Linked DNA regions of Homo sapiens: region 1 is linked to region 2. Evidence: read pairs that join two places in POLR2A ChIA-PET (ENCODE). Cell type or tissue: CD4-positive, alpha-beta T cell. All regions are shown on one strand. Links, peaks and the distances in the headings refer to the core of each region. The heading gives the core; the rest is flanking DNA.

Region 1 (4,377 bases), core at 297-4,296, 120 kb after region 2:
AAATTTTAAAATTGCGGCTGGGCGCTGTGGCTCATGCCTGTAATCCCAGCACTTTGGGAGGCTGAGGCATGCAGATCACCTGAGGTCGGGAGTTGAAGACCAGCCTGACCAACATGGAGAAACCCCATCTATACTAAAAATACAAAATTAGTTAGGCGTGGTGGCGCATGCCTGTAATCCCAGCTACTTGGGAGGCTGAGGCAGGAGAATCGCTTGAACCCAGGAGCCAGAGGTTGCAGTGAGCCCAGATCGTGCCATTGCACTCCAGCCTGGGCAACAAGAGTGAAACTCCGTCTCAAAAAGGAAAAAAAATTTTTTTTAATTAGCCTGGTGTGATGTTGCGTGTCTGCAGTCCCAGCTACTTGGGAGGCTGAGGTGGGAGGACTGCTTGAGCCCGGGAGGTGGAGGCTGCAGTGAGCTGTGATGCACCACTACACTCCAGCCTGGGTGACAGAGCGAGACCTTGTCTGAAAATTAATTAATTTTAAATTAATTTTTAAAATATCACTCCTGAGACATTGGAAACCAGGCAGGCAGGTGGGAGTCAAAGGTTAAAAAACAGGAGTCAGAGCCTGGGCATGGTGGCTCACACCTGTAATCCCAGCACTTGGGGAGGCCGAGGCGGGTGGATCACAAGGTCAGGAGTTCGAGACCAGCCTGACCAACATGGTGAAACCTCGCCTCTACTAAAAATACAAAAAAAGTAGCCAGGCATGGTGACTCACACCTGTAATCCCAGCTACTCAGGAGGCTGAGGCAGGAGAATTGCTTGAACCCAGGAGGCTGAGGTTGCAGTGAGATGAGATCGCACCAGTACACTCTAGCCTGGGCCACAGAGCAAGACTCCATCTCAAAAAAAAAAAAAAAAAAAACAGGAGCCAGAGGCATTGGTGGACTGCTTCTCTGGGTTGGACCGGAGAGAGTGGAGCATTTGCGGTCTTCAGGGTCCCGGGAACTGCTGAACGGGCCTGGCACTGCCGGGTGGCCGCGGTCTCCTAGCACCTAGTTGTCCTTTGGTGTTAAATTGTTAAATGGAGCCCTTGTCACAGGCTGCCCCTCCCCGTGGCCAGTGGCAGCTCTGATGTGCTCAGCCTCCCGGACAATCCTGGTCCCTTCTCGCAGCCCTCAGACGTCTGAAAGGCAGTGTGCAGGTGGCGAGAGTCATGCGCGGGTCCCCGGCTTCCCCAGCTCACGTGCCCACTGAACCTGCCTCTGTCTGCAGGAGTTCATTGCCGTTAGCCAGCTCCGCGGCTCCACCCAGGGCAAGATCCTCTGCTTCTATGGCCCCCCTGGCGTGGGTAAGACCAGCATTGCTCGCTCCATCGCCCGCGCCCTGAACCGAGAGTACTTCCGCTTCAGCGTCGGGGGCATGACTGACGTGGCTGAGATCAAGGGCCACAGGTAGGCCTGGCCTGACAGCTCTCCCCACGCACTCCCCTCAGCTGTGCTGCCGGGCTTCGTCTTCTCCGGTCACCCTTTAACATCTGGTAGAGCAATCCGGGTTGTGGGCAACCGATTCCACTCATGCTGGAGTAACTGAAAAGTCCAGCCATGTGGCGGACTTCAGGCCCAGCTGATTCCAGGTGCTCAAACAGCGCTGGCAGGAACCTCCATGGCTTGACCCCTGGGAGAGAGACTTCTCGGGCCGGCCCTCAGCAGACACCCCCGGTAGTTCCAGCATAGGACCTGCAATGCCCGGGCCAGAGCTGCAGGGCCGGCGTTTGCCGTGCAGATGCTGGTCTATGTGGGCTGTGGCTGATGCCCCAGGACTAGGGGTGGGGTCGGCTCCACCCCCCACCCCGAAGCCTGTGGGCTGGAGTCAGGAGAGACGGTCTCCAGTGAGGACCGGGCCGCGCACACCAGAGAAACCTTGGCGCCTCTGTGGGCTCACTCGTCCCGGCCAGCCTCAGGCCCAGAAGCAGGGGCCACGGCCCTCAGAGTTCAGCGCCCTCCCACCTGACCCTTTGGGTGGGCAGCCGGGCGCGGCTTTTCTGGGGCTTCCCTCCTCGCCAGCCTCTGTAGACAGCGGTTCTTTGGAAACCGTAGCCTCAGTGAGAGCCGAGTGTGAGGCATCTGCTGAGTCCACCACGTGTTTCCATCCTGCAAGGCATTCACTTGAGTCCAGGTTTAAAGTGAACATTTCTGCCTTCTCTAAAAACATCCCCAGCTCCCGACCTCCCGGCTCAGGCCTTCCTAGCATCTGCCCGCCCGCTGCAAGGGTGACAGCATGCTGGCCCGCGCAGTGTCCAGTCCCCAGGGGGCGGCCACTCTGACCAGCCGGGAGTTGGGAGGAGCTGGAGGAGGTGGGGCCAGTGCAGCTTTGGGGAGTCCCAGATTGACTAGGGGGTGGGGGGTGTGAGGGGGAGGACAGGGGACCTGTTCTGCAGGCCCTTGGTTGGGCTGGGGTCTGAGCAGGAAGGAGCAGCTGGGTGAAGGTGGAGGGGTGGGGGTGGGGGGCACCCAGTCCTTCCTGGGCAAGCGGTTTGAAGTGGTCGCGAAGCCTCTTGGAGCCTGGTTCAGGGATGGCTGGAGGTGCGGGCCGGAGGAGAGACCCTGGCGGGGTTCTGAACAAGCCTGGGTCACCTCTGGCCTTGGGAGGGAGTCACCAGGTAGCGGGGCTGCGGGGAGGGCAGGCGTCTGCTGACGTCTCTGGGTTCCTGAGACAAGGACAAGGACAGGAGACTGGCTGCGGGGCGATGGATCGTTGTTATTAACAGCAGCAAAACCCTCCTTTGCCCCCAGCTCTCCAGGGCTCCCACGTTCCTCGGTCAAAGCCCAAGTTCTCACTGCAGCCCACAGGACCCCGCATGACCTGCCCCACCCCCTCCTCTCTCTCCCTCTCTTCTTCCTCCCCCTCCCTCTACCCCCTTCCCTCTCCATCTCCTCCCTCTTCCCCCTCTCCTCCCTCTTCTCTCCCCCCCTCCTCCCTCTGCCTCAGCCTCATGGCCTCCTCACTGTTCTTCTAACACACCAGGCGTGGTCCTGTTTCAGGGCCTTTGCACGGGCTGTGTCCTGGGCCTGGAACACATCTCTCAGACCCTCACGTGGCTCTCTCCTCACGTGCGTTGCTCGGGGCCTCTCCCTAAGACACTCCTTACCCCCCTGCACACTTAAAGTGTCACACACATCCCAGTGGCATCTCAGTCCCTCCATCCCTGCCTCCCTGTGTCTTCATCCCACAGACAGAGCCTTCCTCACTGTCTCTCGTGGGGCCTGGGATTCTTCTGTCCCTGTCGCGGGCCGGGCCCCTGTGCTGGGGCAGAGCACAGAGCTTGCAGGAAGCCCTCCTGAGAGCCAGTGCTGGCCATGGCTAGTATCACCCCAGCCCTTGAGGGCTGAGGCGTGCCTGGCGTCCCTCAGTGAGGAGTGGGGGCCTTCTGCTGCCAGCGCCTGTCTGGCTTTCACCATGGTGTCAGCTGAGGGATGGGACTGAGGGAGATCTGGCTTTGAATCAGTGACCCCAGAATCTGAGCTGGCGAGTCAGGGCAAGTGACCAGCGTGCCTGCAGGTGCCACACATCCGGCGGCTGCCAGCATTTCCGCCTCCCACATCATGGCCACATCTTGTGGGGCTCCAGGTGGCCTCTCCCCTGTGGCCCTGGAGGGTGCATGGTGTCGTTGTGGCCGAGCCAGGCTACCAAGTGACCTCTGACCCCGCTGTGCACCCACAGGCGGACCTACGTGGGCGCCATGCCCGGGAAGATCATCCAGTGTTTGAAGAAGACCAAGACGGAGAACCCCCTGATCCTCATCGACGAGGTGCGTGCGGAGAGGCCCGGAGACCCCCTAACCCGGCAATGCCGTGTGCAAGATGAAGCCGAGCCTTCCGGGTCCTAGGATCCCCGAGCCAACTCAGGGGCCATCGCCGTGATGCTGGCCCTGATGGCACGGACGGGTCCCTCCCACCCACAGCCACGCCCAGCAGGCTGCCCGTCCAAGGCAGGGTGTGGGTGCCGCTCTCACTCGGGGTCTCCCCAGCCCTGACCCTGGGGTCTCCCCACTGGGCGGGCTGGCCAGGGGCACGGCGAGGGGCACCACCTGCTGTCTGCTGCCCCAGGTGGACAAGATCGGCCGAGGCTACCAGGGGGACCCGTCGTCGGCACTGCTGGAGCTGCTGGACCCAGAGCAGAATGCCAACTTCCTGGACCACTACCTGGACGTGCCCGTGGACTTGTCCAAGGTGGGGGGCCTGTCTGGGGCCTGGGCTTGCTGGGGAGGGTAAGCGGCCAGTCCCCCAGCACCTTGCCGCCGCCCCCAGGTGCTGTTCATCTGCACGGCCAACGTCACGGACACCATCCCCGAGCCGCTGCGAGACCGTATGGAGATGATCAACGTGTCGGGCTACGTGGCCCAGGAGAAGCTGGCCATTGCGGAGGTA
Region 2 (4,377 bases), core at 140-4,139:
CTTGAACAACCCCACAGTGAAAAACCAGGGTGTTTTCACACTCACACTCAAGCATGATCCCACTTACACACACAGGTTTTCCCCACTCACACGTGGTAATCCGGTCTCACAGAGACACACACAAGAGCATCCATTGTCATTTGTGCTCTGGCCAAGGTCCCCAAGACCCTCCTCCTGGCCACACACACACACAGGGGTGCACAGGTGAACACGCCACCAACGCCCACAGCTGCAAAGATTCCAGGGCGCACAGACACGGTGGGAGGAGAGTGAGAGGAGGGGAAGCAGATGGGGCCGGGGGACTCAGGAGGGAACGGCCCCGCCCTGACCACTGCCCGTGTCCACCCCTGCAGGGATCCCAGGTGCCGTCTACATTGCCTGTGCAGGGCCTGGCTAGAGATCCCTTCCCAGTCCTGGAGAAAACGTAGAAATCCTGGAGAACCTGCATTGCCTGGAGGGAGGGAAGCCTCCTTCCTTCCTGGAGGGGCTGGGAGCGTAGCAGTGTGAGGTGCAGCAAGAAGGACCTAGGACAGACCTCCACTTTTAGCTGGAGGCCACACAATCCCCACAGCTGGGGAAGGAAGGGGAAAGAAGGGAAATGGACTCAGAGAGAGGCAAAGAGCAGCCCAACGTCACACAGCTAGGCAGGCCCTTCCAATCAACCAAAGCAACAGACAGCCAGCGCAAGGGTGTGTGTTTCTGGCACCTTCCTTGGTGATGCCAGGAAATGTTGCTCATTATCTTTATGCACAGGCAACGCCCTGGCACCCCCACTCCCCTTCCCACCGAACTCCCCAGGGGACACCTGCCGGGCACACCCAGTCCCAGGGATAAAAGCCTCTGTCCTACAGAACTCCCGATCTCAAAGAGTAGCACCTGAGAGATGAAGAAAGGGAGGGGGACCCTCTCTCCATGTAGGCATCTCTTCTAATCTTGGGGAGGCCTGGAATTGGGGCCTATCTTAATTTGGCAAACTCCTACTCTACCCTGAAAGCCCTAGCTCCTACAGCCCCTCCACCAGAAACCCTTCCCTGCTACCCATCTTGGCCACCCCCAGCCATGGGTGCCTTCCTCTTGCCCAGCCCTGTAAGCGTGGTGTCTGTGCCCATGACTGTCTTTGCTGGATGGGAGTTTCTAGAGGGACATCTTCGGCTGAGTTTTTGCAGGGCACAGGGCTGACTTTGAGAATTCAGTTTACAGAGGGGTGAGCTTGCTGCAGATCCCAAGTCTGCACACTTTTGCCTGTGGGGGTGCTGCCCTGCATACACTTCTCCTTCCTCTCCGTTTCACTCCTGGTCCTCCTGTGACTCAGTTTCCCCATATATATATATATTTTTTGAGACGGAGTCTGGCTCTGTTGCCCAGGCTGGAGCGCAATGGTGTTATCTCAGCTGATTGCAACCTCTGCTTCTCAGGTTCAAGCCATTCTCCTGCCTCAGCCTCCCAAGCAGCTGGGACTACAGATGCCTGTCACCATGCCTGGCTAATTTTTGTATTTTGTCTTTTGAGACAGAGTCTCACTCTGTCACACAGGTTGGAGTGCAGCAGTGCGATCTCAGCTCACTGCAACCTCTGGCTCCCGAGTTCAAGCGATTCTCCTGTCTCAGCCTCCCGAGTAACTGGGACTACAGGTGTGCGCCACCATGCCTGGCTTTTTTTTTTTTTCAGACGGAGTCTTGCTCTGTTGCCCAAGCTGGAGGCTGGAGTGCAGTGGCATGATCACAGCTCACTGCAACCTCCGCCTCCCAGGTTCAAGCAATTTTCCTGCCTCAGCCTCCCGAGTAGGTAGGATTACAGCCATAAGCCACCATGCCTGGTTAATTTTTTTGTATTTTTATTAGAAACGAGGTTCCACCATGTTGGCCAGACTGGTCTAAAACTCCTGACCTCAAGTGATCCGCTCGCTTCGGCCTCCCAAAGTGCTGGGATTACAGGCGTGAGCCACCGCGCCTGGCCAAACTTTTATATTTTTTAGTAGAGACAGGGTTTCACCATGTTGGCCAGGCTGGTCTCAAACTCCTCACTTCAGGTGATCCGCCCGCCTCTGCCTCCCAAAGTGCTGGAATTATAGGCATGAACCACTGTGCCCAGCCTCCATCTGTTTTTTTTTTTAAATTAAAAAAAATTTTTTTTAATAGAGACAAAGTCTCGCCATGTTACCCAGGCTGGTCTCGAACTCCTGGCCTCAAGCGATCCTCCCTTCTTTGCCTCCCAAAGTGCTGTGATTACAGGTGTGAGCCACCATGCCTGGCCTCCCATCTTCAATAGGGCACGAAGGGTGCCACCCAGCACTGTAGGAAAGCCAGAGAGGACCTGGAAGAGCTTGACCAAGTGGCTCTTGTGCTCTTGCCACTGCCCATGGGTAGAGGATGCCAGGCCGTGAAGCCAGAACATGCCAGTGGGGAAGTGCCTGTGTGTGTGAACGCCGCGGCATACATGTGTTCGCGCGCCTGTGCCTCTGTTTTCCCCAAGTGCTGATAGCTCGAGGGCTCACAGCTGGGCCTGTTCCTAGGGCAGCCTCCTGGTCTCCTGTTCCTAGATCGCCCCTAGGAGTTCCCTGAGGTTCCACTGGTGGAGAAACTGAGGCCCCATGAGGGGCAAGACTTGGCCAGGGGTCTGGGCCTCTCAAGGCAAGACTCAGTGATTCTGCAAAACACAAAACAAATTCCACAGCCCACAAAAATGTGCCCCCTCCCTCAGAGGGCCCCAGGGCCTGGGCCCACCCCATGGGAGGGATGAGGCAGCCAGGACAGCCTCGAACTGGCGACACACATCTGGGGGCAAACCAGGAACATCTGGCAAGCACAGCTGGTTCCGATACTGCGTCTGCGGGGGCCAGAGGCCAACCTAGGGGTGGCTTCATGTGTCAGGGGGTGCAGACACAGACACCCCCAGCCGCCCCTTCCAGGTCTGCCGGAGAAAGAGGTCCAGCCTCTCCTCTTCTTCCCCCAGCACAGAAGCTGAGTGCTGCCCAACTGCTAGAACTATCGCTGGCTTCCTGCTACCCTGGGCATCAAGTCCCAGCACATGAGCTTGTCTTGAGGGACTCTGGGTCTGTCTTTGCCAAAGTGAAGCTGAGGGATGGATGGTCAGGGATAGTGGTTTCTGGGGAGGAGTATGGTGGCTCCTTCATGATAATAATAGTGGTAAAATAATAATAATAATAATAATAACTGGGCCCGGCACGGTGGCTCACACCTGTAATCCCAGCACTTAGGAGGCCGAGGCGGGTGGATCACGAGGTCAGGAGATCGAGACCATCTTGGATAACATGGTGAAACCCTGTCTCTACTAAAAATACAAAAAAAATTGGCTGGGCGTGGTATTGGGCGCCTGTAGTCCCAGCTACTTGGGAGGCTGAGGCAGGAGAATGGCGTGAACCCAAGAGGCGGAGCTTGCAGTGGGCCAAGATCGCGCCACTGTACTCCAGCCTGGGCAACAGAGCGAACTCTGTCTCAAAAAAATAAATAAATAAAATAATAATAATAATAACTGGGCCGGGTGCGGTGGCTCACAGCTGTAATCCCAGCACTTTGGGAGGCCAAGGCAGGTGGATCACTTTAGGCCAGGAGTTCGAGACCAGCCTGGCTAACATGGTGAAACTCCATCTCTACTGAAAATACAAAAAAAAAAAACAAAAAACAAATTAGCCGGGTGTGGTGGTGCACTCCACCAGTCCCAGCTACTCAGGAGGATCAGGCAGGAGAATCACTTGAACCAAGGACATGGAGGTTGCAGTGAGCCAAGATCGCGCCAGTGCACTCCAGCCTAGGCGACAGGGCGAGACTCCGTCTCTAATAATAATAGTAATAATAACTGAAACTAACACTCATGAACAACACTATTAGTGCCATTCTAAGCACTTTACATGTAGTAACTTGTATCAAGGTATGGACTATTTTATCCCCATTTGGTAGGTGGAAAACTGAGGTCCAGAGAAGTGAAGTAACTTGCTCAGATTCAAACAACCTAAGTGGCTGAGCTGGGATTTGAACACAGGTGGTCAGCAAACTCCTACTCATTCCTCAAAGACTCACTTCCAACACTCCTCCCTCCATATTCTTTTTTCTTTTATTATCCAATCAATGGCTGCAAAACCTCTATTTTTTTCTTTTTTTCAAGACAAAAGTCTCGCTGTGGAGTGCAGTTGCACGATCTCGGCTCACTGCAACCCCACCTCTGGGGTTCAAGCGGTTCTCCTGCCTCAGCCTCCTGAGTAGCTGGGATTACAGGTGCACGCCACTACACCCAGCTAATTTTTTTGTATTTTTAGTAGAGACGGGGTTTCACCATGTTGGCCAGGCTGGTCTTGAACTCCTGACCTCAAGTGATCCTCCTGCCTCAGACTCCCAAAGAGCTGGGATTACAGGTGTGACA

Evidence for each region. Peaks named below come from ENCODE experiments on the same cell type or tissue, not always from the same donor. Only the 100,000 strongest peaks of a DNase experiment are listed, where the experiment ranks them.
Region 1: POLR2A ChIA-PET joins it to region 2 with 6 read pairs; 12 of 35 experiments call an interaction of 5 or more read pairs at or near these places.

Annotation. Positions count from the first base shown.
Region 1 is chr19:5,696,051-5,700,427 of GRCh38, reverse strand. LONP1 (lon peptidase 1, mitochondrial) reads left to right here. Exons shown (of 18, transcript NM_004793.4): 10 at 1,223-1,401; 11 at 3,671-3,758; 12 at 4,057-4,179; 13 at 4,258-4,374. Among named protein-coding and RNA genes, the nearest start is that of RPL36, 7.9 kb to the right of the region's middle. RefSeq lists an enhancer at 1,358-1,457. In CD4-positive, alpha-beta T cell, for the core only: no CTCF peak of the experiment used is centred there; DNase peaks (open chromatin) are centred at 2,267 and 3,777.
Region 2 is chr19:5,810,969-5,815,345 of GRCh38, reverse strand. The region is part of intron 1 of NRTN (neurturin); the gene reads right to left. Among named protein-coding and RNA genes, the nearest start is that of NRTN, 8.1 kb to the right of the region's middle. In CD4-positive, alpha-beta T cell, for the core only: no CTCF peak of the experiment used is centred there; no DNase peak of the experiment used is centred there.